Regions from separate parts of the Mus musculus genome. Here region 1 is linked to region 2. The links are chromatin loops, found by intact Hi-C in ENCODE. Cell type or tissue: left cerebral cortex. All regions are shown on one strand. Each heading gives the region's core, and the rest is flanking DNA. Links, peaks and the distances in the headings are about the cores only. Region 1 has its middle 39 kb from the start of Gm24940. Region 2 holds the start of Prrx1 (paired related homeobox 1).

Region 1 (14,827 bases), core at 5,709-8,208, 50 kb after region 2:
CCTTATTGGAAAACTTGGAGCACAAGGAAGAGGCTCATTTTCTCTTATTTTTCCTGTTTCCACCTCTCCCTTTCTCGGGTACAATGTTAAAACCTGATTGCCTCTTTAACACTTACAAGAGTTTGCCTTCAGCCCACATTGTCATTCCTCCCATGTGCTTGGAAGGTCTCTGGCATCACGACAAAGACTTTTTCAGACTTCTCTGCCCTTTTTTGGTTTGCTTGTTTGTATTTTTCCTGTCTGAGGTTAGACTGACTGTGGACTTTCCACAGGAGAGGCAGGAGTTTGGATAAGCCAGTAGTTTAAGCAGGTTTTATGAGCAGCCATGTAATAAAATGCATTCAGGGGTCACACGAGAAACTTTAATCAGCACCAGGGGTCACTGGATAGCACTTCTAGCCAGGAGAGGAAGAAAAGGGGGAACAGAGGTTCAAAGGGAAGGAAGAAGAATTGGGGGAGGGGGCAGTTTTTTTTTGAAGGTTCTCAAATTATCAGAAATAACTTAAAAAAAAAAGCCAAAGTGTTTTGCAATCAGAAATGGTAAAAAGAGCCTTAATTGCCCAGCGGAAACTGGTAGAGATCTGCTGTAAATTACATGAGAATTTTACCCAAAGACTTAACATTCCCCCCGCCCCCTTACCCCCGCTTGCACAGTTTTGCTTGAAAGTATGGCCTTATGACTGGTCTCAGGATGGATATCAGATATCTCACCCTGAAGGGAGAAACATTCCCACCAAATCCTTCTCTGGAAAAAAAAAAAAAGAATCTCTATCCAAAAATCAGAGTCTGGGCAGACAAATTGGCACCAGTTTTTTCTCTCTCCCTAGCCTTCCTTTTATATTCGGTGAGAAATAAGACTGTAGACTTGAGTCACAATTCACAAATATTTAGTAGTATTATGTTGCAAAAAAACACTGGGAGGGAAAATCCAGGGGAAGGTAATTCTTAAGAGCTTTGCCTTCATTCGTGCAAACAAACTTTATGCCTCTCAATAAATCTCCTGTTTTGTAAGTGGCCATTAAAATAACGGATCATTTGATTAAAATTCTGTTTTCTTTCCACAACAGTCATTTGGAGTTTTGGAGACCTCCAAATGTGGTCTTGGCTATGATGTCATTAGCATTTTATTAATGCATCCAAAAGGTTAAAAGCTCTTGGGTTTTATAGGGCTTTTAAAAGCAAACGTGATTGTCTCTTGAATAAACTGAGCCTGAACCCATTAAAATGTGACAACAACTTCAATACTGACCCTGTTTAAAGGTTAAAAAAAAATTGATCAAGGATTTGCCACATTTTTAATTGGTTTGAATTAAATGGAAACTGAACAGAGGCCAATATTTGTGAATGGAAAGAATTAAATCCAGTTCAACACCTTTCAGTATATTGTTTTTTAAAAATTGGGTTCCCCACGTTTTTTTTTTTTCAGTTCAATGATCCTTTATGGCACACAAAAAAAAAATAGTTTATAGTTTGAAAGGTTGGCCTTTCTTTCTCTGGTCCAATCAAAATGCAGCCAAATAGAAAAAAATCATATATCTATAACTATATCTATAGATACAGATATAGATTTCAGCATTTAAGTGGACATTTAAAAACAATGCCCAAAGCACAGCCATTTCCTCTGTGCTGTTTATTTGGATGGAAAAGGAATTCAAGTATTGCCCAGTGATGGTCCTATCAAACTTTTAGGACCCCAATTATTTTCTGAAGATAGCCTGGAACTCACTATGTAGCCCAGGCTGGTAGCAAACTCAAGCAATCCCCTCCTCCCCTTCCCCCCACCCATGGCTCACCCTCCCAAGTGCTGGGATTACAGCCACCACACTTAGCTTTAGAAACTCTTAAAGGCCATTTATGAGAGTTACAAAACTAAACCCACAATAAAGCAAAAGACCCAGAGAGGCTGCCACATACATAGCTGTGCACTGTATCCCGGTTTTCTATTTTGTCTCCTCTTCATATACATTTTCAGATTTGGGTTGTGCAACCCTGTTAAATGATCTTGTATACACCAAGAAGAAAATTCCCTCCTCTCCCACTCCCCGATGGTGTCCACTGAAATGAAACTGTTTGAGCTGGTTTAGATTTTTTCCATATTCTTACATTACTGACCATGGAACGTTCTATTTACCTTTATTGCTTTATTAGTTAACTTCTGGCAACTAACCTGATTTCTCATTCTAATACATTCTGTGCTTTCAGAGAACATTAGCACTTTTAATTTAATTTAACTTTTTAGCCCTCACGGATGAACTACTGAAAAGCCGTCTCCCTGAGTCTCCTCATGTAATTGCTCCTGTGTTCTGAGGGAGCTATAACTTGCAGAAGCCGATGGGCAGATAAGCTTGCCCAACATGCGCTTAATTATACAAACAAGTCTTTCTGGAGAAAGTCTTCAGACAATTACCTCCCGAAATAAATATACCCCAGCGACTGTCAATAGCAATAAAACCCACACAATCATTTCTTAAAGCTTTTATTGTTTGCCTGTAATTAGCATGTTGATGTGATTAAAGCTACATTTGACTTCTGATAAACCCCAGACTCCTATAGATAACATTTCCAGTGGTTCAAAGCTGCTTTCATTAGAAGCGATATTTATCTGATTTGTAACCAATCAATTGGAAATAAAACTTTCCTGTGGCATGCCAGCAGCAGCCCCTAGCTTCCCCCCAAACCCCTCCAGCAGGCTAGGTCCTTGAGTGAGATGGATTCCATATGGTTAGGAGGAGGAACCAGCCAGTCCTGCAAAGGTAGAGAGCACAGCTCTTGGGAGAATCACTCAGACCTGCGTCGTCTCTGCACACTGCCACTACAATCTGGAAGGCGCAACGGCTGCAACCAATTTTCTTGAAAAATATGCTTCGTGTGGCAGCCTAAAGCCTGCAGAATTGGGGTTCGCTGAGGCCATCATCTGTAATGTTTACTCTGCTTCCATATTTTAAGTTTATATCTGATTGTTTTATCAGATTCTTTAAACTTGCTTTTTTTGCTTTTATATATACTCTATCTTCTCTCTCCCCTTCTCTCCTCTTTTCTTTTCTCCCCCAAGCATATTCTCTCTCTCTCTCTCTCCCCCTTTCCTTTCTTCATCCCTCCTTCCCTCCCTCTCTCCCTTCTTTCTGACTTTTGACTGTATATGTTTTTCCCCCCTATAAAAATATTTTGTTTGCAATCACTTTAATTTGCAGCTCTAAATGTTGAGGTTTTGACAACTAGGCTTTCAAAAGTTGATTTTACCCAGCAAATGTTCTGAGAATTTCATAGTGGAGGAGGGCCGAGGGAACAGTACCCCTATGCTGTAGAAATGCCCTGTCCTACATCTTGGCGCTTTGTGTAGTTTAACCACTACACCAATGTATTTATTTTTGTTCTTAACGGAGAAATAGGGAAAGAAAGAAAGCCAATTAATTGCCTTCAATGTCTGTATACAGTATTCAACGCACTTCTCTTTCACTCTCTGCCCTCTCCAAACATTCCATATTTTTAGAAATGAAGTGGAGGAAGGAAAATATTTTCTATAATGGAATAGTGTTGACACGCAGACCTTTATGTATTTATAGCCATGCCTCATTAGAATCTGTCTTTAAATATGTGGTAAACATGTGCGTAAATACGATGTGTGCCATGCTTTTTAAATCGAGTTTTAAAGTGAATGTACATAAACAAAGTAGCTTACTGCTATTAAAATGAAAACATGAAACTTGGGTCTGAGAACCTTATACTAATCTGGGCAAGTTCAAAGGTTTTCCATTGTTATTTGACTGTTTGGTTTCTCAATGCCCATTTCAAGTGTCTTTTGCAAATGTTGTGATTTATAACTTGATATTTCTATATCATCCCAATTTTATTTACACATGCATAGTTCTTTGTACAGAAAATTTAAAAGCCCTGACTTGAAATACTGATAGTTTACAACCTAAGAATGGCTAAAATTACATTTAATATCTTAGAAATGAATGTTACCTAGCATATGTATAATCTACAAAGTATTCACACACACACACACACACACACACACACACACGCATACACACGCATGCACGGACACACACACACTAAGAGAACAAGGGGACTTGTGCCAGCAAAATGAACTTCTTCAACAAGAAGATTGGGTATGACAAGTCTGTCTCTGTGGGTCTGCAGTTTATGAACAGATCTCATAGCAGGAGTGTTTCTGAGGGTGTTAGGCTCAAAGGAAAGGTCTATGTGAAGTATACTATGTACCTTTAAAAATCAACTTCCATCAAACAGTTTAAACATTTCTTTCCCACAATTTAGAAAACATTTCAGAAGTCATTAAAAATCCATTTAAAAACATCAACCATGTGTTGTTCTCCATTGTAAATACATTTCCTCAACCCTCCATTTCTTAATTAATATAAATCAAGATAACTCCCTTGCTAAATGAATTAAACTACTAAACACAAAATATTTATCCTCATCACCTTAGATTTTAGACTAATTCACTTAAGATCATTAATAACATTTTTGGATAAAAATTTTTTCTGCTAAAATGTTAATTATAATTTGGACATTAAAGCTGGACTCTCTTTTGTGAATCCATTAACTAACTATTCTGTAGCATCTACGTGGTTACTAAGACAACAGAGAGACCATTCTGGACCAGAACATTGCCTTTACTCTGCACATAACTAAAACCACAGTTGCAGTATCTCAACTAACAGGAGGAAAATTATTTAGATCCACAAAGAGAAATTGTATATTTTTATAGTTTTATTCTTGAAGGAGCTATTTGCCTTACTGATGAGTGATTCTGAAATAATATATCAAATAACTCAAGTCAGAAGAGGAAATCTGGCCTAACTGGGTTTTTGTTGGTGGTTTTTAAGTGTGTGTCCATACACGTATTACTATATTACACTGAGGACACATTATTACAACATGATTTAACAATACATTTTGTGCATTTTTAAAAACTTTATTACTTTAAAACTTGCAAATGAAAGTCAAAAGAAAGAGACATTCAGCCCAAAGAAAGGAAGGAAGGAAGGGAGAAAGAAAGAAAAGAAAAAGAAAAAGAAAAACCCAATGCCCAGCAACAGCTATTATTTATCCGACTTGTTTTTTTCCTGAGAGAAAAGGCATTACAAAGCCATCAAAAAATGGCAAATATTCTAATTAAATGGATAAATGCATAGCTCTCTGAACTGTTGCTCTTTACAAGTCTTTAAATGTCTGAAAACTGAAGCATGTCCTAAAGAGTTCACCTTTTATCCCGTGTTAGGTATCTTATAGACACAGCCCTCAGCTCTGATCGTCTCTGCTGAGCTTGCCTGCCTGTCAGTGGTGTGATACGGGACATTTCAGAGTCCTCAGTGGAATGACTGTGAAGCGATTTAGGGTGACATTCCCCAGACTTCAACTCAAAAGAAGGCTTGGACATTTTTTTTTTTCCTGCAAGTAGCTGAGCCAAGTAATTCCAGTTCACAACTCTCATCTTAGACGCTAGAGAGGATTTTCTCTCCCATCAGTCTTTGCACTTGTGTGTGTTAATTCCATTTAGTCGCTGAGAACTTTTAGGTGGGTTTTTGGGGGTGGGGTGGGGGGCTGGTCAGTAGGGTGAGAACTAGGAGTGAATCATAAGACATCTATCAGGCAAGCTACCCAATCACAGGAGTACATCTTACAAGCCCCATAACAGTTTTAGAAATTTTTATACACAGTGGAGATGTTGGTTTTGCTTATAAATCTTACACATACCACCAGCAAAAGGCTGTTTCCGTAGCTCTGAGAAAACTCTGGCCTAGCCCATAGGGAGAGAGGAAAGAATCTCTCACTTGAAGTGTTATCTGAAAAGAGGGGGGGGGGCTCCCTGTAGTTCTTCCAAAAAAAAGAATGTGTGTGAGCTAGAAACAGTTCCGTTTCTACTGTACCATTAAACTGTAAGGCTGATTCAAGTTTAACTAACTGTCAATTTATTAGGGGGAATGACTTTGCCACACACCCACACACACATGCTAATCCGAAGCATGTGCGTTCTGTTGTTAAGTGGCCCTTCCAAAGGCTGATCACTCATTGGCGGAAACTACTCCAGATGCAATCCATAGCAAAAGCCCAGTTTAAAAAAAAAAAAAAAAAAAAAAGATGAAGATAACGGTGCAGTGATCTTTAGAACATATTCCATATATGTACAAAACTTGTTTGCTTAAATTCAGGGCGGGGAAACATCTCTTCTTTTTAGGTCTATCTGTGGTCACGTGATTTTCCACAACTTGAACATTCCAATAAAAGCACGTTCTAAAAATAAATGGATACAATAACCGACTCTCTGGATTTCAAATTGCTAATTTTTAAAAGCAAAGCAGAAGGATTGTCCTGATGGAAACCCTTCACACAAAATGGCAGTGCAGGGGTGTCAGGCCGGAGTAGGATCCGTTTTTTGAGCAAAGGCTGGGGGAGAGAGCTTATGGCTTCTTGCAGAGGAGTGGACCAGGCAAGTGTACATTTGCACTCCAGAACCATCTGAGGCTGTTCCTTGAAGCCTGCTCTTTACATTTTGGGTGAATATCTGATGGGGAGGGACAGTGTGGGCGTGGGAGGCTGTTTAATCTCATTTTGCCTCCTTCTCCCCCCCCACCCCCACCCTGAGTCATTATGGGAATCTAGAGGAAGAACACCAAAAGAGAAATTTTGAAAGGAATGAAAAGAAAAAGAAGAGGGATGAGAGCGGGGAAGAAGAAAAGAGCAGACGCCCTCAGCTCCAGCGGAAGCAATGCCAAGAAGCAACTAACCAAAACCAGACAGAAGTGGGGCAAGAATAAGATGACTTGGACTCAGGCTGACAAACGCACAAGAGAAAAATTCACATGGCCTCAGGGCGGGGCTTGGCATCCGGCTCAGAGATTACTGTGGATGTATGCACGTAGTTTTTATTTCTGGAGCCTTATTTTGCAACTTCTTCCTGAAAAAAGATGCGTTGGTTTTCTTCATTAAAATAATGGAAAACACACCCTCAAATTCTGCCTTTCCTAACTTACTACTGTGAAAAAAAAAATCACTTTCTTCTAGATCATTTCCTAGGGGTTCTAGACAAATGAAATGCTAAAACTTCAAATGTCTAATGACTTTGTATCTAGTTTCCGAACACTCCATTTTGAAGAGATAGGGGACCACTGTGCCTTTTAACGCAGTCCATTGTGAAAGCAATAAAAGTAGCTGGATAGAAGTCAGCCTGTGGCCAGGGCCAAGGCCAAGGCCAGTTTTGATTCTGAATTATTTGCATATTATTATTTGCATTATTTGCATCTAAGCAGCCTGTGGCCTCTGCAAGCATTTGGCTTGTTAGAGTTAATCCACTGATGGCTTGTGTGGTAATGAGTGTCTGAAGTGCTTGTCTATAGGGATTCTTTTTAATGCTGTCCTCATGGGCTCTGTTGAACTTTTTCTACTTTGTAAATGAAGGCTGAACACACTCAAATCATCTGTGGAACTGTGTAAACTGTTGCTACCCAAAGAGAAAACCCACCACTGGGATGTAATTTTCCACTGTCATTTTTAGATAGCAGGAGCAATTATACACAATTTATGAAAGGAGTACTTCTGGAATGAGAGGACACAGGAAACATGGGAGACACAGGACTCTGTGTGTGTGTGTGTGTGTGTGTGTGTGTGTGTGTGTGAGTGTGTGTGTGTGTACACATACATAAACCTATATCATATATATATATATGTATGTATATGTATACATATGTATACATATACATATACACACATATATATATATACACACACACACACACACAGAGTCACATATATACATATACATACATATACACACACTCACACACACACACACACATATTTATGGAATGATTTATCTGAGTCCAGAACACCATACATGCTAGGCAAATGCTCAGAAACATTTTGAAATAAACTGAATACCTTCAGATAAGGTATATAAATGCAGTTTGGACTGGATTGCTTCCCCTTGTCTTCTTATCAAAGCACTGGGAGATTTCAGCTACTCAGAAAGCCAGGTCATCAGAGTGGCGATTTGTATTTGGACCTCTTTCCAGGAGGTAACAAGAAGCAGGCTTGATGACACACAGATGCCCAGCAGCCAGACTTCCTTCGACAACAGACACATTTTCAAAGTGCTCACGCTGTCAAGTCATCAGACTGACAGTGATGGTCGTTAAAGGGGAGCAATCTACTTGGTGTGGTTCTGTTCTAGTCTCCCTTCTGTACCCAGTAAAATAAAACAACAAAACAAACAAAAAACCTTAACTGAATTGTGCCCTGAGAAACACAAGAGGAAAGTCACTCTGGATCAGAGAGTAGTTAGATGTCTCCCATGCCTAGGGTAGCTGCTATTCTTGATTTGAGAACACTTGTGTAGCTTCTCAGTGTCTTTGAGAGAAGACTTGTCAAATACATATTTCATTGAGTACACGAGTGCATCTCCATTCTAGAATGGGGTGTGTGCAGGGGGTTTTTCTTTTGTTTGTTTTTTTTTACAACAGAATTGAGTCCCCCTGGAAGGCTGCAGTTTTTGGTGGCATTGTAAGATGACAAAGCTCAAGTGGGTTGCAAGACAAGACACATGCCTCCTAATGGTGAAGCTTGCTTATCCTTTTGGCCAGTGTCTACTGGGAATTGGAGGGCACACCCTCCAACCAAAGTCAAGCAGCCACAATGTTTGCTGGGTGTTTGTTGGTTTTGGTTGATTGGTTGAGCTACTCCATCAGTCCCTGCTAATGGTTGAAATTTCCAGACTAGTGATAAGGTCAAATCCAGTCATTTCCATGTAGCAGAAGTGGTGTGCTCTAAAGCTGAGGAGCTTTAAAGTTGGGCAGCTTCAGAGTCATACAGTATGTATCACCCATGTGACCCTGACCTTCCTATATCACAACTTTCTTATGCCTAGATGAATGCCATATCAAGAGATTTTTTTTAATCAGATATAAAATTTTCCAGGCACATTGAAACAAAAGCATAGTCAATATTCAATAAAAGGGTTTTTTTTCTTTCTCCAATGACCAACAATAATTATTTTTCCAGTGTATCATTTTGTTGCAGATCTTTTTAGAACCTAGTCAGTAATTTTCTAATAACTGCTGGCCTGGTCCTGATATAACTGCATAACTCAGATAATAGTGTAATTGTACAAGTTGTAGGAGATATGACAAATGGTATCTTAAATGCTAAATAAACTCTTACATTCACCCCTAACACCAAATATCCAGATGGTTTTTGGTGCTTTAGCAACAACAATGATATATTCTTATAACATTTTATTGCCAGCTGTACTTAAATGTATTTGTTTTGTTTGTTTCTCCTAATGATTGTATGAAATAACATGCTTCAAGATGAGGCAATGGGTACTCAGTAGTAAAATAAAAATTGTTGTGACATAAAGCATAAGTGTGAAACTCAAACCCAGGTCGATTTGACTGAAAGCTTAGGAACTGTGCATATTGTCTTGAGCTCCTGATCAGAAAGAACAGAAGCCCCTGGGACCTCAGAGTCACTGAAACACTGCTAGATGCTTAGATAATATAAAAGTCACTTTTCTATCTAGGTAATTCATTCTACAAGTTGATGCAGTTTTTTTTCTTCCAATTCTTTGAATCAGATAACCATTATAACAAAGCTAAAAGGAACTTTTGAACAAAATTGTTATAGTCATAAGGTGGGGGGTGGGGGCTTCTGGATTCTCTCCAGGGTTCCTGCCACTGTCAGGTGTTGGTGAGATTCTCCATGGTCATTAAGTGTTACTTTTGTCAGCATATTTTCAAGATGATCTATAGAACTGCATTCACACTGAGGCGGGAAGATTGAGGCCAGCCAGAATTACACAGTGAGACCCTGTTTCCAACACAAAACAAAAACATACTCAGACTACACTTGCTATACCTGGCTATATCGGGTGTCTTCTATGCGGAGGTATGCAAAATATACTCTAGATTGCAGCCCGGAAGAATGTAAAATACCTCATTTATGCATTATCTAGCAAAAGGGCAACATTTTGTTAACATTTCTGGTAGTTCCGATGTGAAGTAAGCACACTATTAAAATTCTTTTGACGTGTTTATTTTTACTCATTTAAATGTGGCAATCAAAATCCTTTCATGACCTTTGTGGCTTCCCTGTGCGACCCTGTGTTATATTTCTATTGGGCAAGAACTTATCTCAAATCTTCCAACAGGAAGATAGTTCTGTTTCTATCCTCAGGTAGGCTCACAGAAGAACCAAAGCACAGGCCCTGGGAGCTGCTATATCCAGATCTGTGACTTTCACTATAGGTTGCTTTGCATAAATGGACAGAGCACCTCCTTCTTGGTGTGTAACTGGTTTTCAACAGAGTGTCCCTTAATTAATCTTGTTGAAAGTTAATGAGAGCTAATTATGCTGTTAGAGCACTGTTTGTACTGTAAGTGAAGGCATTGCTCTATTCCACGAAAACTATAACGTCAACATTTTTTAAAAAATAATCATTTGCTCTCCGCTTTGCTATTTATACATAGAAGGGAATGGAGGGTGGGTGTGGGACAGAGTTGTCTTAAATGGAGTCGGGTCTAAGCTTGCATCAGTAACACCGTGAGTACTCACAGCGGGCACACACATCTTTCCAGATTCCGTGTTCTCCATCTGAAAAGAGCAGAAGACTGTCCAGAGTGAAAAATGCTGCTGAAGACTTTGATATCTGTTCCTTAAGAAATCAAGAGACATTACGCCTTACTCCACCGTCGTAGGATTGGTTCAGGAGACTCCAGCTGATTTCCATCCTGAAGGAAGGAATTGTTTCTGTCAGCCTGCCTGCCTGAGACTGCAGTTGAGTCGTATTTAGCCTCTCATGCTAGATGTTTTAGTGCCTGGCTCTTTTTAACTGGCATATGTTAAGAGCTTTGAATTAACAGGTGCATAAAAACTGTCAAAAAACACTTAAATCTCAAGACAGACTGTCAGTTGTATTAAAAAATATGGTGTTACATAACCACGCAGCCTCCACACAGCCAGCGTGTTATAGTTGGAATGTCCTTTTCCCTCTCCACGAAATGCAGCGATGCTAATCCAGAATAGGAAACAAAAGGCCGTGCATGGTCCTCCAGCTGGCTGTGGAGGACCCTGGTTATGAGGAGGATGCAGACAGTAGATCCCAAGCATCAAGCTTTTCTTTTCCTACAACTGAATCTCCTTTCAGGCTTAGAGATCCATTTATAAGCCAAGCTCCTAAAAGTTGATCCTTTGAAAGAAACATCACATCACAGGACTGCACTGAAATTCAAATTTATACTATCACAAATTACATTATCATATTACTATGAAGAAAATTAATTGATTTTCAAAACGTTTTACTTTTATTTTGTGTGTAAGCAAGCTTTGTCTGCACGTGTATCACATGCAAGCCTTGTGGCCTGGGGGTCATTAGAGGGCACTAAGTCCCCTGGATTTGGAGTTACAGACAGTTGTAAGCCTCCACACAGGTACTGGGAACTGAACTCAGGTCCTCTGAAAGAACAGTAAATGCTCTTAACCACTGAACCAACTTTGGTTTGCATTGATTAAAGCTGTGTGAATTATTGTCATTTCAAGTAAATGGATACAGCCTGCCTAAACAAACAAACAAACAAATAAACAAACAAACAGCGGAATCAAGGCAGTTATTGCATAGGAGAAATCAAGTTTATATTTATATCAAGCGTCCCTTTTTGTGAAAGACAATAGTTATTTCAGGAATGCTGAAACTTGGTTAGAACCAAGTATTTCTGATTTAACTACTCCCCTTGCGCGTGGTATATGCCATTAAAACATTTTTAAAAAATGAAATCAAGTTAAATTTAGACTTTAACTTGACTGTATTTTAAAGTATCTCATATTTGGCACTGACCCCTAATAACTGGGTGGCCAGGAATAAGTCACTTTTCTCTAAAGCTTTAAAAAAAATATCTTTAAATGTATTATAGAGGAGGATGGGTATGGGACATGTGAGAAAGACTCAGCACTTATTTTAGTACTAAAAGGAGCAAGGCCTATGGTACATGAGCTTTAACCACACATCTAGATACCCTCTGTGGAATGCTAAACATCATACTGAAAAGTATGTTTTTATTCTGCTTGGTTGTTTTGCTGTATTCTGACATTTATATTGCTGGGTTTTGGGCCATGTTTCCCTTCTTGCTAATATTTTCATGTGTGCCCCAGATCATAGACGGCTCTCATACATCAGGTTTTGACAAAAGTAGACTCTGAAACACAGACATGCTTACAAAAGTTTACTGGTGAGGATGCCGGAGGAAAGCAACGGAAGGGTGGGTCAGAAAGGAGCACTGGGTGGAGTCCAGGGAGGAGCGCCAGTCACCAATGACTCTCTCCTCCACATGCTGTGGGCGAGGTCTGGCTCCAGGTTTTTTCCCAACTTGGGGTAAGGAGAAATCATTTATATACTCATAACTATCGTCTGGCTTCTTTCTGTCCCCCCACCCCCCCTCACCACCAAAAGAAACTATTTTTGGCAAAAATACTCTTTTTCAGTCCACAGTAAGCCTGGGAGTTATCAGTTCAGCCTTGATAGTTTCTTTAGTTGGAAGATAATTTTTATTTGTACATATGGAACAGGGAACCCCCCCCTTTCTCCCAACATTAGACTGAAACCAAGCCTTTCTCAGACTATCAGCAAGTTATAATGCAAATGTCTTGCTCTGTAACCATGTCACACTTAAAGTGATTATCAGAATTGCCAGTGACCCATCAACAGCCAATGCTTCCCAAAAGGTAACACAGTCCTGAGGGATAAAGGTCCCAGCACACCATGTACCATAGCACTCATCACAAAGAGGATGTAGAATCTGTTCTGATGGCTCTTGTAGGAGCTTTGACAATATATACCAAATACTACCTTTCTAAGCCCATCCTTTCCTTATTCCTGATTTGGAGAACCAGGCAAAATCAGGAAGATGGAAACAATATTGTAAAGGATCATGTGTGTGGATGTCTTAACTCTTAGGTTCACTGTCCTCTCTTACTAGATAATAATCTTTCTTTATGACTAAAGATAACTTAAGAAAATCAAGCAGTAAGAGATATGCAACTGTCCTGGAGTTTCATCTGTGGAGGGAGATGTTTTCCTATTGGAAGCTGTTTTATCCCCTGAAGAGGGCTGGCATTTCAGACTACTGCATCATCAGAAAAATGTCGTAGGCTCCAGCCTCTTTCTGCCTCCATCCTGTTTCCATGCTAACTCAGCTTCTGTAGCATCCTTCATCGCCTACTGTTAGTGCACTAGGAATGGAGGCCGGAGGGCTTCTCTAGAAAGGCTAGTTCTACCCTCCTTATGTATCAATTTTAGGGACATCATTAAATGTTCTGCCAATTTTCTCTGAAGTCAGTTTAAGACAAGGAGGATTTGGATAGGACAGATAGGAGAAATGCAGAAGTATTGAGTTATTTTGCCAAATCCCCTTTTTAAAAATATAAACCCAAGTCAAAAATAGTTTGCACAAATACCAACAAGCTGCTTTCCCATTGGGAAGTCTTGCTTTCTTGACCATTTTGTTATGTATCACCATCATATACAGTCTATGACACACCAACGTATATTATTAAATTACCGTGATGACTGAAGGAGGAATATTTTTGTTATTTTGTCCATATTGAATAGAAAGAAGTCAGTTTCTTAAAAAGAAAATTAGGAGAAATGGTTTTACCTTTTAAACCTCAAAATGTCCAGGTTTCAAACGATACACATTCATTTCTGACTACTCAGTCTGGAGGTCCTGTTTGGAATCCCAAAGTGCACAGCAATCATCAACACTGTCTTTATTCTTGCTACTCCCTCTCCCTGCTTCCTTTGCCCAGCGAGCTTTTGGGGTCTCCCATTCCCAGCATCAGTTAATCTAACTTAACCATCACTGCAGGCCAAATATCATAAACCAAATACTAATAGTGAATACTCTGAATTTAAAACAAAACAAAACAAAAAACACCTCAAAACCAACCAAAACAAAACAGAAATGAAACAAAACATCTCATTTCAGAAGTCAAAGGACAACATTGAGGGAGGAATGTCCTGAAAAAGCACCGGGCCTTCTGATATTGGCAATTTTCTCCTTACCCCTGTCTCTCCTCTTCGTCTCCCCCTCCCTCTGGCTCTCATCTCCCCACCTTTCTCCTCTCACCTCCCCATCCCCTATTCCTTCCTCTGTCTGTCTGTCTGTCTGTCTGTCTGTCTGTCTATTGGCTTTGGTTTGGCATGCAGTTAACGCTGGCCTACAATGCACCTCCCTGCCCCAGAATCCCTCACTACAAGGATGATAGTCAGTTCTACCACACTCAGCCTTCATTATCTTCCTTAGCTGGGAGATAATCTTGATTTTTAAATATGGAACAGGAAAGCTCCTTTCCCCCAACATTAGACTGAAATCAAGCCTTTCTTAGCCCATCAGCAAGTTATACTGAAAATGGCTTGGCCTGTAACCATGGCAAGCTTAAGAATCGTAGCGGTAAAACAACCTTTAAAAGGTCTAAATAAACAAAACCTGCTTTCTCGTCCATGGTAAGAACTAAACAGCCACACTTTACAGGGTGAACTGGTTTCACTTCAGTTTATTTACATTTAGACATCCATTTTCCTCTCTGATAGAATCTAAGGAGTTTTGAAAATTGAAAGGAGTTTTCTGCTAGCAATGTTCATTGTGTTATTTTGGTTGTGATAAAAGATGTCAGGTGCTTAATTTTGAAGCATGTAGCGGGTCTTTTAGAAAGATTATTAAACCGTTTATTTTTACTGCTTCAGCTCTCAGAAAGGATATGAGTATGTGGTTTCATAACTAATACCTTACACTGTGTCAGAATTTAGCAGAGT
Region 2 (14,827 bases), core at 5,823-8,322:
GAGTCTCCTTTGAAAAGACTTGGCTTCCTTGTATGAACCTAGCTGAGAGAGCACCCATCTGTTTCTCATGCTTATTTATAACTACACCTCCTTCTGGGGCTGTGAGGTCCTTTAAAATATAATGCAGTGAGTAATAAGGAGAAAGTAGCTGAATGGGATCAATGTTCACACTCTCTGACACAGGATTGTGGGAAAATAATCTCCCTCACAGCTCTAGCCTCCTGCTCCAGCTTCTACTGAGCGTCTCAGGTCAGATTATCTGGAAACGTCTGTATTCGCTGTCATCTACACCGAGACAACAGTATTCGCTGTCATCTACACCGAGACAACAGTATTCGCTGCATCTACACCGAGACAACAGTATTCTCATTCAGCCATTGTGCTGTCTTCTTCCCACCACCACTGAGTAAGAAGAAAATGAAAAGAACTGTGAAATTTACAGAGGGGGTTAAGAATTTATCTTCAAGTCCCTGAAGCAGGGATTGGAAGCGATATCAAGTGTTCAAACTTCAGTATCTCACAAGTATTTGGGCAGTTAACTGCTTTCCTTTGAGGAAAGAGGGTTACCCTCCATTCCAGGGTGCCAGACTTCCTGTCCTATTTAAAGACTTACAGGTATTCTAAGGGTTTCTATTGCAGCTTGAAATATATCTTGCTAATACCAGCCAAATCTACACACACACACACACACACACACACACACACACACACACACACACACACACACATCAGCATGCCCCCTCCATAGAACCTAGGGGCCAGTTCTAACAGCTATAACTGAAGGGCCAGTCTTGTGGCAATGTCTTCATGCTGTGGGGATTTTCTATGTTTTGCCATTTACACAGAAGAGTCCTACAGCTTGTGTCTCCCAGCTAAGGGCAGTATTTATTTATTTATTTATTTATTTATTTATTTTTTTATTTATTTTAAAAGCAGACTACTTCCCAGCCTCAGTCCTGGAGAACTGCACCCCCTATTGGAAAGAAAAGGCAAGCAGGAACCAGTCAGGCTAGGCTGGTGGTCCTGCCTTGCAAAAGGCAGGGATTTTTGGACTAGGAGGAAGCCGGTAGAGGTGGAGGAGGCTGGTTTGTATCTTTGCCTGGGCACAGACAAAAGCAGTGAAAACCAAAGACACTGATAGCTATGTTTTAAAATTAAAAAATCTTTGTTCAGTTAGTTCCTCTTTACCTAAAGCACGCACACACACACACACACACACACACACACCCCAGAACACTACTACTTCTCATTTCTCATGCACATTCCAAGTGGATTCTTCATTTGATGCTGAGCCTGGTGTAACCAATGATCATAAAAAGGAGACTGGCGTCCTCAGGGCCCGAGCCTTCCTTACTCTGCAATACGGAAAAGGGTTTTAGGCACTCAGGATCCAAGAATTTATGTGGCCACAACTCAGCCCTCTGTCCCTCATTCGAGAACTCCAGAAATGATGAAATTATAAGTTTTGACTGTCTTTGGGCTCCTCTAAAAGGTTACTGTTTTATTTGTTGACACGATTTCTGTTTCTTTCATAAGCAGCCGCTAAGTCATCACAGGTAGAGATTATTTCACTCCTATAAGCAACCAAGGTTGTAACCCTCTGGAATCAGCTTTAGATTTTTTTTTTAATTAAGTGATTTCAAGCCAATAAAATACTATTACTTTTAAAGTCAGTATGTCACAGAGGTCTACACAAATACTTCTTTGAGAACTCGGATCTATTGATGCTAAGAACCTGCTAATATTCAGTCTCCAGTAGAGACATCGTTCTGTAAAACTAAACTTGCTAACTCAGAAGCGTCCCTGCCAGTCCTGCTTCCTTTCTCTGGTACCTACACCTATCCTGGCTTAACCAGAAGCTGCACTTTGCACAAAGGAGCCCATGCGGCTTTGCTGATATTTTCACTACTATTTGAGATTATTTACTTTAGGGCTCTAAGTTTTGTTTTTCCCCAAGAATCCAAATTCTTGTGGATCAATACCATTACGAAAGGCACACAGATCTTTTTCTTGATAAAGAGGGAGAGAAAAAGTAGGAAACCCATGGAAGGTGGCATCTCATAGCATCAGAGTAGATCAAGGAAATGGGACAAGGCATGGCTCACCATTTAGTGATGCTCTGCCTATAAGTAATTCTCTAATTGTTAGCCCACAAATGGCCATAAGGACATTTAACAACAACAACAAAAATAATCATTTTTTTTAAAATTAAATGTTGCTCTATCCAAGACTGGATAGAGTCTTCTGAGATCCATATTTTACTTTTTATTGGGGGAGGGGGGATACTGTCCGCCTGAAAATCTCTTTCTGCCCACTCCCAACACAATGCAAAACCCATCTCCTTTTCTATAAATACCCCTTTCCATTTTCAAAGTGGTTCCTCATGTGGCTCTTCTACAGAGTTAATAAAATGAACATTCCACAGCATACAAAGAGGATGGAGCCTTAAACTGAAGGTTCCCTGGGGTCACAGTGCAAGACCCACAGGCACAGAAGTTTGAAACAACTGGGTACCCGCAGTCCCAGAGTTTTTGCCTGCTTTGTCTAGGCGGAGATTCTGCTCACTACGTGTCAGTGAATCCCGATAAACACCGCATAGGGAGAGGATTGTAAATTCTTTAAAATAAAACATCCAATTGGTCTAGAGACCGTCATAGGTCATAGTTGAGAATCTATAGCCGCCATTTAGAGCATAGGGCTCCCAGGCGGAAACTCTTTAGAAACTCAGCCTTGGGAGTCCGCCCCTGTAATAGAAAAGCACTCGCTGCTTTCGCAGGGGGCCTGAGGGGTGGCATTTGTTGGTTTGGGGATGATTTATACATCCCTGCTGTTAAATCAAGAATGATGGGAAGACAAAGGAACTACTGACATTGGTGTGATCTGCTGCGGGCCTGTTTTTTGCTACCCAGCACTGTGACTTGAGTTAAGAAAGTTCATCCGCACAGAGCAAAATCTAAGGCTAGGAAGCTACAGGGTCTCAGAAGGGTTTCATGGAATAGGAGAATGAGCCTCAAGGAGTCTGGTCAGCCCAAGTCCTTGGCTCTTCTGGGTGCAATTCCCTGATATTTCAAACCCCAAGACATCCTTGGTCCCCAAACTTTCGAAGTTACTAAATTGTCTTTTTCTCTAAAAATTTTAAGAGGACGCACCCATGATCCTCTCTGTCCCAGTACGTAAAATAAGCAAAATAAGCAGGTCACCACCCGCCTTTGAGATACACTTCAGGACTGGGGAACTCCTTTGCTCCTGGATTTTTATCCCTTGCTCCTGTGAAGAGAGAAATTTCCAGGCCACCCTTAAGAGGACTTGTTTTATGATCTTTGTCTTGAATTAAGATCCTTGAGGCCTGAATTCAAATTCAGAGTACCAGCATGGGGCACAAACCCTAGGGTGGTGCTGCCAAAGACACTTGTGGCGCCATAATTATTGTGAAAGGAGCCACAACTGGGAGAGAGGGAATTGATATTATTTTGATGCAGATTCCAACTGGGGAGCGCCCTAGAGAAGGTTCTTTTCTCCTCTGGCTTAGAGAAATTGGGAAGCTGGGCCAGGGAGAGTGTGGCTGGTGGCTCAGGAGGGCGATCCTTGGCCTGCGTTTACACCTCTGCCTTTGTGACAAATCGATTTCCCGCGCCGCTGTTGTTCCCCATTTGCATCCACCACGGCCCGGGGCCCAGCTGTGCCCGGGTGCACACTTAGCGCCGGCTGGTGAATGTGTGCGTGCGCGCGCGCGCGCGCGTGTCTAATTGACTTTCCGTCTACCTTTTTATGACTACATGTGTTTTCAACAAAAGGTCTTATTAGGACAATCTGGTTTCACTAATTTAGAGGTTGGGAACGTGGAAGGCAGGCGTGTTTTTTTTTTTTTTAAGAGTTTGCAGAAGTTGAAATTAAGAAGTTGACAGCGAGATGAACTGTTCGCCCCAAGAATAGGTCTGCCTGTTTTTATGACTTCTTCCTTTCCCTGCTACTCAATCCTTCTCTGCCATCACCGGCGTTCACACACTCGCAGTCGTTCCTCCTTTACATTAGCCGTAGATTTTTAACAGTGTTAAATGAACCAAAAATTTCCAGAGAAATATACAGGGCTGGGAGAAACAATAATAAAAGCAGTCCTTCCACAGAGAAGAAAATAGAGTGGGGGTCTGCCCCTGACCAGAAGGAGGAATGAAAGGGCAAGATTACTGACTTAAAGTGGGAGAGGACAGTAAGGGCTCTTAACTTTTGATAACAATTGACCAGGTTAAAATGCAAAGTTTCACAAAATTAAGGCTATTATTGAGGGCATGAGTCGAACCTTAATGCTAATTTCCTCTAGATAGATCGAGAGGCCAACTTTCCATATAGCTGGAAGACTAAGGCAGCTGTTCATTGTTTCCCATCTCTTTGAAAGGTATTTTCTTTTCTCACTCTGAGCACCTGACTGGCTGTGAACTTCTCCATCCCCTGTGACCCCTACTGTGACCCCTAAATCCCTTACAGCCAAATCTCCCACAGCAGCTCTCCTCTTTTGCAGACTCCCCTCTTCCCTGTCTCTAATCTGAGCTCTGATGTCTGCTACAGGCTGGGAAACAGAGGGTGACAACCTGTCACAGGTCCCAACTGCCTCTGCGTTCTACCTGGTGCTCAAGAGTAAGGAAGGGTATCTATCTAGGGAGCTGCTTGATTTGAGATAAGAGTCTCCTGTTATCTATCACCCCCTGTGGAGAAGGGGAAGGTTAAGAAAAAATCCGCTTCCAAAAGCAATAGCTTCTTAGTATAAACCCGAAGCCCATCTCCCCCAGAAAGGCAAAGACAGTCAGCCCCGTGTGGGTGTGTGTATGTCTCCCTGACTTCTTTCTAAATTCTAAGTGCTGCTCACTGATACTCCTCACCTCATCCAGCATTTTAAGTTGACTGGTGACTGTCCTGTTTGGTGTATCCTTTACCTAGGCAAGCCTGATTACCTCCCTGGGTCCTCTCTCCATTGGCCTCTCTAGTCACTACAAATATGAGCTGGTGCAGAGTTCGCTGCAGATTCATGAGATCTTGTCCCCTTTTCTGGGGGACAATAGGTCCTCTGACCCCCCTTTCTGGAAACCTTAAAATCGGTCAGGGGATTTATATATGTGCTGTGACCTTGGTGATTCTAGTGTCAACCAGCTTCCGTACAGCCGCTCCAAATCAGCTCCTCAGTGGCTTCCTTTACCTGGCTTTTTCTATACTCAGTGGAAGACCATGACCATCCCGGAGCTCCCTTCTAGCCTTTCCTTAAAGAACAAACAAAACAAAATCCAGATGAACCAATAAAAACAGTACAGGGGTTCTGTCCCTTTCTAGCCCAGCACGGTTTCTAAAGTCGACTGCCACCCTGGGGTTCTGGCTTGCTGAGGCCAGTCTTGGTCCTGCTTTTCCTATGTACCAGCCTTTTGTGGAGCAAAGAGCAGTATTACCCTCTCTTTTCTGACCACCCTGGTCTTCAACACAGCAGTTTCTGCAATACTTGTTTTCTCTTGGCATCGTTTATGGGTTGTGGTGGTGGTGGTAGTATAAAGTTCTAACATTAGCTCTTCAAATAGTGATAACTTTTGAGATCAACAATGAGCCGTGTAGAAACTGTCTTGATAGAATCACAGAGTTCCAGGTACTATCTTCCTAGATATTGTTTTATATTTTGCCCCAGTGAAAATACTCATAGTATTTTGTAGTCCATTTTATTAGAGCTTCAGATACTGTATCCGTGTGATGCTGGCATGTATACCAGGATCAGCCTCCCTCAAACTCTACACAGAATAACTATAGCTCGGAACCTAGCCCTTACCCAGGCTTTGGGGACACTGATTCTTCCTGGGTGTGGTTTAGACTGGTATATATATATATAATTCAAATGGCTAGTTCATATCTCTTTATCCAGCTCATGTGGTGCTCAGTGAGCCCAATCCAGCGTTGACTGTCCCCAAGATACTGCCATCTGAACTACTTCAATCCTAGCAGACTGCAGAACTAGGAGCCACTGCCCTGATCACATAGGGCTCTCCTGTGGCTTCTGTGAGCTTGGTTCCCCCCACTGTGCCCAGGAACCCTTTCCAGCTGGCTCTGATGCCAGTTTGTTTTGAGTGCCTTAAAAATTATTTGGTAATCTAAGAGGGACAGTGCCTTGAGAGAATCGCAGAATGGCAGAGGGCCTTCGGAGCTCTAAAGGAGCGATCAGCACATAATGATAAGGAAAGAGGTCATTTTAGAATGTTCTGCCGGGTCCAGACTTTTGCAACTTCTCTGTACATCTGACTAGAGAATGAGCCCAGGTGACAAGTGTGTTATATACTAAGAGACCACGATATACACTTGCAGTCAGTCTTTTTGTAAAGGTGAAGTTAATAACTGAGATGTGACTAAGGCTGGGGAAGGCAGCTTGTTCATAGACTTTTCTGGAGGTCTAGGGGCCAACAGGCCGTGCTGCACAGGAACTTGGGCCTGCAACCCGCGATTCCCCTATGCAAATATGGTGTTAGACCAAGCCAGGCAGTCTCTGGATTTTGCTTCTAACGAAAATTCTCCTAGCTTCATCAAGGTTTAACTTAATAGGTGGGTTTTTAGCTCTATCTTAAACAAGGTAGAGATGACAGCAGAGGTCAGAGAGCAAGCCTGGGCGACAAGAATTGTGTGTTCCCGCGCTGCCCTTAGTCTTTTCCAGGCTTGGGTCATATGCACAGAGGGTATGCGACCTTAGTCCTGTCTTCCAGGTTCCTCTGAGCACAGTGCTTTCCCTTCAACCCCAGGGAAGACGCGCTCCCAAGCCTGCCCTGCATCTTTGTTCCCTGTTTTCTCTAACCGAGGTGGCTGTGTAGCCTGCGCTCTGGCCGGACCGGACCGCTCCTACCCTGGCGTGGACGCCCCGCCTGCCTGCGGGATTTCTGACCGCCGCTCCGCCCGAACTGGAGATGCAGCCCTGGCGGCTGGAGACAGTGGTGGCCGCAGAATCCCTGCATGGGATCCCCTGGCCTCCCAGCGTCCCTGGGCCTCCGGGTCTCTCTCCAGCGCCCGCTTGGCTTACAGCATTGGGGGAGCCCTCTTTTTCTCATCGGTCTTTCTGCGATCAGCAACCAGCCACTTTTCCCAGGACTCCTAACTTCTTAACGCCTTGTCTCCCCGAAACCGAAGCCTGGAACACGCTCCCGCCGCCCTCCCCGGGCCTCCACCCTGTGTCCCCAGCGCACACTCCCCGGAGCACGCGCCCTCACTCACTGTCCTGCTGAGGGGTGTCGCTGCCACTGGTCAGTCCCGGTGACTCCAGCAGGCTCCGGCCCGCCTCGCCCACACTTTCGTCTGCTTGTGCCGCCACCATGTCCCCGGCCTCCTCCAGGTCTAGCAGGTGACTGACGGAGAAGTTCTTTTTCGCCTGCAGGGTGTCGAGGTTGCCCGGGCTGTCCAAGCGGCCGCCCAGCGCCGGTTGCCGCTCCAGAACGTGCCCGTAGCTGGAGGTCATGGTCTCCCCTCCAATCCCACCCACCCCCCTCTTCCCGCTCGAATCAACACCAAACGCTGTGGGCGTGAGGGGGGAGAGGAGCCGAGTGGGGAAGAAAGAGGGGGGAGTGGAGAGAGAGAGAGAGAGAGAGAGAGAGAGAGAGAGAGAGAGAGAAACAGAGGGTGGGACCCCTTCTGAAGTGTAGAACTTTCGGGACAAGTAACTTTCCCTGCAGCCTCGGTTACTTCGCTAAAGCCAAGTCCAGCGCGGTCCAGAGAGATAATCCACACCAAAAAGTTCAAAAATAAAAACAAAACAAACAACCTATGCTTAGATCAAAAAGAAAAAAAATATCCCTTTCAACTCTTAAAAAGCGTCCACTCGCAGACACTAAAAATAATAATAAGGGGGAGCGAGGAAAGGGGAGGCCAGCGGGGCGGGGGAGTTAGGCAAACAGAAGAGAGAAGAAGGGGTGGAGAGAAGAATCAAAGTGGCTTTAAAAAAATTAGAGAAAGAGGTTAAAAAAAGTTATTCCCCCGGCAAGAGTTCAAGCGCCAACAGAAGAAGGCTTGTTCCAGCTTTAAAATGTCTTCAAGAAAGCGCGTTCCCCCTCTCTGCACTCCTGTGGATTCTCGGGAGTGACTAGAATTTCAGGAGAGTGATGTCTTGCAGATGTATTAGAGAGCAGGATTCTCACTTTACTCTTCGTAAGGAGGAAAAAAAAATAAGAAATAAAGAAGCGGGGCTTCAAGAGTCTGCAGAAGGGTGGCGGTCCCCCTTCCCTCCGCTCTCTCCCCCTTCTCCGTGCGGAGCTCCTTTTCCCTTCTCAGTTGGATCAAGAAGCTCTCTGGCACTTCAAAAGGCACAGGCTGGCATGGAGAGGAGGCTTTGTAGGGAATACAAGAAAATTGGAGACCCCTGGGAGGGCAGATCTCCACTTAATAGGAGCCTGTAATTACGTGGCAAAGCCTTTGTGCGGCGCCTGACGTTTTACAGACCCCCTTTCTCCATCACAATCTCCTACCTCCTTTTCCTCGGACCGAAAAAACAGTCTGATTAAGAAAACCCCTTTGCCAACATCAGAGCCAGAGAGAAAGGGAGAGGGAGGGAGCAAGAGAGGAGGAGGGAGGGAGGAAGGAGGGAGGGAGGGAAAAGGGAGGGAAGCTAAGGAGAGAGCCCCTTTGGATTTTTAAAATAAAGGTCTAATTATCATTCCCTTGCAGTAGTATCACAGAGAGAAAAGTGCCCGAAACCCGCAGTCACTTTAAAACGGGGCTGATTATTTTGTTTCAGCATTAACTCCTCCGGATTTGTTTGAGATCCTCTTGGAATATCTCATTTGCATGTTTTGATAACAGCTGAGGGCAAACTTGTTAGGAAAAGAAAAAAGAAAAAGGAACAGGGAAAAGATGCACATCTATAACAGTCAAATCTGCGGCTGCACCGCCCCCCAGTAACTTTTCCTGCAGCTTTGTTTTGGCGGAGAGCGCAGGGAGAGTCTGAGACTGAACGGCAAAAAAGAGCAAGCCTATTAAAGCTCGTTTGGCTCTGTAGAGACAGCCTATTAAATAATGTAATAAAATAACAAGAGCGATAATAACGGGAGGCTCTCTACGATCTAAAGACGGCTTGGGCAGATCCAGAAGTCTTCAGCTTCGAATGGATTCGAGACTTTCGCTGCCACCAGAAATCCCCAGGCTTCAGACAGTAGAAAATTTACATATTCATTAAACCAGAAGAAAGTCCGTCCTGATAATTCCCCTACCTTTGCCAATGTTCTAATTTCTTGCTCGTAGCCGAGGCTGCCCCAGATCAGAGCAGACAGGAACACTGGGGCTGAAGAAGTTGGGGGGAGCAGGAGGAGCTGGGGGTGGGGTGGGCTCTGTGCTAATCTGTATCCAGTTCGGTGAGGCCCTGGCAAACACAGAGACTGAGGAAGGTCGAAGTCTATGACCAGGCTTGACAGAGGGCAGAGCGGTGCTGGACGGTGTTTTCATGACCTGTTGGAATCTGGTAACAGCTTTAATAGTCTCATTAGGAATGAGTTACTATATGGCCAGTAAGTAAAATAGTATGTGCTTATTTGTGGCGTTTTATGTTCTTTAAACACACACATACATACGTTTCCCCTCGCTCCCCTGATTGCTAGATTTCCCCTTCTCCTGTAGCTATGAGATTGAATTGAAAAGAAGGAAGGGTCCCAGTGTGTATAAATGGTTTCTGTGCTCCAAACGGCCATAGTTAGCCCAGAACTTCCAGCCCTGATCTGGGAAAAGAACATTTGATGCCATCAAAGGGCTGTAGATTGAAACCAGATGTGCGCGCCTCGGTTCTTTCCATGCATTTAATTAAGGAGCCAGGATGGAGGAGACTTTTTCATCATTAGTCCACCCGCCGCCCCCTCCTTTTTCCACCCCTCGCCTCGCTCCAGCCACTCGTGCCGTGCCCCCGACCGGCAGCCCCCAGCCCCGCCAAAGTGCTCTGGTCGCCCCTGCTCGGCAGCTCAGGCTCTGAGCCGCGAAGGTTTGTCTGCCGGAGGGCATCTAAGCCAGAAGAGCTGGTTCTTGCGCTGGGGACTTGCCCGTGGGTGGGCCAGACAGAGTGGGGACTTGAGTATCCTGAGGTGCTTTCGGAGATGCCAACGGTGAGACTCCTAGAGCCTAAAGTGCCTGGAGTGGAAGCGACTCGATGGTCAGGTTAAAGTGGCATATTTCCACCGGTGTCTCTGGAACTCTCTGCTCCCTTAGGGGAAAGGAGACACCCTTTCTCTCTTCCTAAGGCCAGACAGCATCAGTCTCTCCCATATCTTCTCAGACTGGAGGCTCATGCGCTCCATCTTTACTTACACAGATGGATTCCTTTTTCTTTCAGACGTGAGGATTGCCATTTGTGACCAAATCCTGAGTAAAAGATCAGGACTTCTAGCACCCTAGATATTGCCTCCAAGAAGTATCCTTGTTTCTGTTTGCAGCCAGTATGGTTGATACTCCAGAAGACTGTCAAGGAAAAGAGATCAGAGACCATCCCCAGAAATATCATTAAGTGCCTTTCCTTGCATTCCGCCTTTTCTCCAGGAAGCAGGCACATTTTGAAAAACCGCAGCTGGTTACCCATGTTCCTATCAACCAATTGCTACAGTATCAACCTGGGTATTAATGGTTTCTATGGGAACATTTAGATACATTTCTAACATCTGTGTAGCAAATTTGTTTAGATAATAACAAATATAGCATCTAGCATATATAGAAAATGCAAATGTCTGGTATTTTCCTAAAGGTCAGAGGCAAACCAACTACTGCCACTTGCTGACTTCCCCTCCCCCATTGTTCTAGAAACCTGTAGCAAGGAGAGGTATACTAGAAAGGTGTCCTTTGACATCTGTGGGCACAGAGTGTGCTCTAGTCCTCCAAACTGGGGCTCTGGAGTTCCACAGAAACCTGTATCTGCTGGTGCCTAGGGAGGGCAAGGGAGGCGGCTAGGCTACCTAACAACCTTGTTTAGCATTCCTTAGAGGCTGTGCTAGCTCAAAAGACTCCTGGAACCTTTTGTTCTTCCTAGAAGGTCTCCTGGGCTTCAGCTGTGTGCACTAAGCCCTTTTGTCTGGCCAGAAAACTTAGACTATCCCTTGCAGTCAGGGGGAAGGATTGGCTGGACTGGGAAAAGCCCCTCTGAAGCAAGTCCTCTAGGAAACCCACACCCTAAGGAACTTTTGTTACCCCAGGCCTTTTCAGGTGTTTCTGGGTCTGCTCTTTTCTTGTCTTTCCTTTCCCTTCTTCTTCTTCCTCTTCCTCCTCCTCTTCTTCTCTGTCTCCATCTCTGTCTCCAGCTCCATCTCCTCCGCCTCCTCATCCTTCTTCTTCTTCTTCTTCTTCTTCTTCTTCTTCTTCTTCTTCTTCTTCTTCTTCTTCTTCTTCTTCTTCTTCTTCTTCTTCTTCTCCTCCTCCTCCCCCTCCTCCTCCTCCTCCTCCTCCTCCTTCTTCTTCTCCTCCTCCTCCTCTTCCTCCTCCTCCTCCTCCTCCTCCTTCTTCTTCCTCTCTCTCTCTCTCTCTCTCTCTCTCTCTCTCTCTCTCTCTGTCTGCAATTTCAACTGGATTGGATCTGCATCCTGATTGTGTTTACATATGGCATTTGTGTTTTCTTGAGATTCTGGATTGCAACTAAAGACAGTAGAATAGCCCTAGGAGGAAATGTAAGACATTTACATCAGAGAACATTTACATCACATCTGAGCTGTGTGCTTGGGCAGGAGAAGGTGTTCCCAGGTCCCATGGAGTCAACACAGTTACTGCTCTACCAAGCACACTCAGCTCTGGGCCAGGGAGGGCTTTGTTTGTTTGTTTTTGCCTCTTATCTCTTTTATGTCCAGGCTCTAGGATCGATTGTTGGCTGCAGGGGCAGAGCAAGGAGAAAAAAGTTGAACCTAGTTCTCTGGGCTCAGGGCTCAAGGCTCAGTGCTCAGGCTGCAATTACCAGGAGAGCCAAGAACTTTCAGAATTCCAGAACAGAGTAACCATCTGGCAGAAATGCTCAGGAGAGGAAGCTGTGGCTACCAGTACACAGTTATCTTCAAGGAAGGCTGCTGGCCAGGCCTGAGCACTCTGAAAGTCCTAGAGGAAAGTGGCTTGGGTTTGCCTTTGTCTTTCTTTAATCACCATTTTGTCTTCCAAAGTGACCTCCTTGGAGGAAGGTTGGAACATGTGTAGGCTTTCCCTTGCCTTTAACTTTGACTCCTACCCATCAATCATTATTTATAAAAGTCTGTAACCTTGGATGACGTAACTTATAGAGTTCTCTTCCTAGTAAGTCCATCCAGTATTGGGCACTGGATTTCTACCCACTTTCTGGTCTAGCCCCTCTAAAAGCATTTTTGTTTTCAGACTTCCCACCCTGACCTCAGTGGGAGCAAAGGTAGAGCTAGGAATGAGAGTTGCCAAGAGACTAGACTAGGGTAAGAAGGAATTTTGGTTGACAGCCATGTAGCATTGGGTGGTCCTGCCTACAGGCTTGATAGTGATTATTGTCTAGGATGTTCCTGGTGCAAGAAGCTCGCAGACCATTGCTTCATCTGGTTAACAGGATGTCCCCCACTCTAGGCAGCCCCCCCTCTGAGCGAGAAGCCGAGACTTGTGCTCTCTGACATCTTAATTTGCTGACATGATAATCACACATGACAAACACAGGTTCCCTGATACATAAAGAACACGGTATTACCCTCATGCAAACAACACGCCATGTCAGGGGTGGAAGTGCTTTCCTGATCATGGCTGACAATCTGGTACATAGTCATTAATAGAGAAACCAGGGGTGAAAGGAAGCGTTCTCTGGATTCTGCAGGGTGCCCATACCTTAATATTTCTATGGAGCTTTTATGCTAGACCCTATTGTGTATTTCCAATTCTGTTTCCTGTAATCCTAAGTGGCAAACTAGGAAAATTCCTCCTGTCCACACACACACACACACACACACACACACACACACACAAAGTGGATGTTCCCTACTTAACCCCAACTCTGTCCAATATTTCTATTGTAAGGTTTTAAAACTTTGCAGTAATAAAAGAAACTAAAGACTAAGGCACACTTCCTATCAGTGAATTGATAATGGTCTGTTCTACTAAAGGATGTGAGGTCAGTAAATTCAGGGACCTAGTATAGGTCTATACTATATACTTTCACTATATCTATTCAAGTCATTAAGGAGCTGCTTATACCATAGGAATAGTTTTAGTCAAACTTCCCTTGGTGTTCATAGAGAAATTCCTTCCCTTTTGAATACTGATGTTTTCCGGAGCTATGCCCATTGTCTTTAACTGCCCTTCATAATAAACCGGTTGTTCTTCAATTTCATACACACTCATAGGCTAACTGCTACTTGTTTGCCCAAACTATCCTTGCTATCCTGTTCCTCCTGCTTCTCCCTCTTTTGTACATCTTACTACTGAGCAATATCCCAAACAGCACTTATTTACTGACACATCTAAAATCCATCACTTCCTTTTTATTTTATTCTTCTCTCACACAATATATTCCTAATGCAGTTTCCTCTCCTTCTACTCCTTCTAGTCCCCTCCTCCCTCTTCCTCCTCCTGTATCCCCTTCTCTGTTTCCCTTTAGACAAGAGCAGGCCTCCCAGGAATATCAACCAGACATGGCATAACCAAGTCACAATAAGACTAGATGAGGTAGCCCAGGCTTGCCTCTCACTGGTAGTCTTTCTGCGGCAGTCTCCTGAGTGATTTGATTACAAAGGTGTGCCACCAGGACCAAGCTCAAAATTTGGTAAAATAAGGCTGATCATGGCTGCTACCACACACTTCCTTAAAAGTTAAATGACTGTGCATGCAATCCATCTAGTTCACTGCTGAGCACACTGTAAGCCTTGATAATAAAAAGACAGCCATCTCCCTTACTATTGTCGTGTACATGCATTGAGGAAAGTGAAATTTTATATGTCTAAAACTTTTTTGTTTGTTTGTTTGAGACAAGGTTTCTCTGTGTAGCCCTGACCCACTCTGTAGACCAGGCTGGCCTTGAACTCAGAGATCCTTCAGCTTCTGCTTCCTGAGTGCTGAAATTAAAGGTGTGTGATACCACGAGCCAGCTAACAAGTCCGAAACTTAACTCGTCACCTCCTCCCTATATGAATCATCTTCATCCAATAGAAAATGAATTATTTCAGCATCTTCATTCTCAGACAATACCCCTAGCTTCTCCAGGTAATCAATGGTCTCTATCAGTCTTAGGGCTCAAGAGATGATGGCTCAGTGGTTAAGAGCATATTCTTTTGAAAGACCTGGACTCTATTCCCAGCACCCACACGATGGCACACAGCTGTCTGTGACTCCATTTTCAGGGATGTGGTGCTGTCTTCTGGCCTCCACAGGCACAGCACACATATGGTACACAGACATGTACATAGGCAAAATATCTGTACACTTAAAATAAGGTGAAATTGAAAAAGTTTTTAAGGGATCTACCAGTTGCATATAGCAATCCATGATCTTTACATAAAATAGTCACTGCATGCTAGTGGAATTTGATGGATGAAGATTAAGTAATGATAGAGTGGGAGAATAAGATAAACTCCATGAAAATATGTAGGTGTGACATTTGGGTGTGTTTATATTGTAAACATGATATAGTCTGTGGTCAAGATTTGTCAGCAAAGTATGTGTGCAGATGCCTCCTTGAAGGAACCCAAACCTTTATCATTAGGTCATTTTAGATGGACCACATCCAACTCTTAGGAAGATTAAGAAAGAAAACAAAGAGGAAGTATCATATTATGATCTTTTCCAACAATGAATAGTTCTCTTTTTTTCTGTCTCTTTCCTCATATCCAAATGGCCCAGGCTACAAGTTCTCTCAGGCTGGTTGCACTAA

What was found. Hi-C counts contacts between places; a loop is a spot of excess contacts. Peaks named below come from ENCODE experiments on the same cell type or tissue, not always from the same donor. Only the 100,000 strongest peaks of a DNase experiment are listed, where the experiment ranks them.
Region 1: a loop joins it to region 2, with 2.3 times the contacts of the local background. A loop is called at or near these places in 4 of 42 quality-filtered maps.

The regions. Positions count from the first base shown.
Region 1 is chr1:163,355,603-163,370,429 of GRCm38, forward strand. No RefSeq gene overlaps it. Among named protein-coding and RNA genes, the nearest start is that of Gm24940, 39 kb to the right of the region's middle. In left cerebral cortex, for the core only: no CTCF peak of the experiment used is centred there; a DNase peak (open chromatin) is centred at 6,761.
Region 2 is chr1:163,305,171-163,319,997 of GRCm38, forward strand. Prrx1 (paired related homeobox 1) reads right to left here and starts at 8,480. Exons shown (of 4, transcript NM_011127.2): 1 at 7,225-8,480. The coding sequence starts at 7,465. In left cerebral cortex, for the core only: a CTCF peak has its summit at 6,937; DNase peaks (open chromatin) are centred at 6,903, 7,187 and 8,116; H3K4me3 peaks cover 2,382 bases; H3K27ac peaks cover 1,578 bases.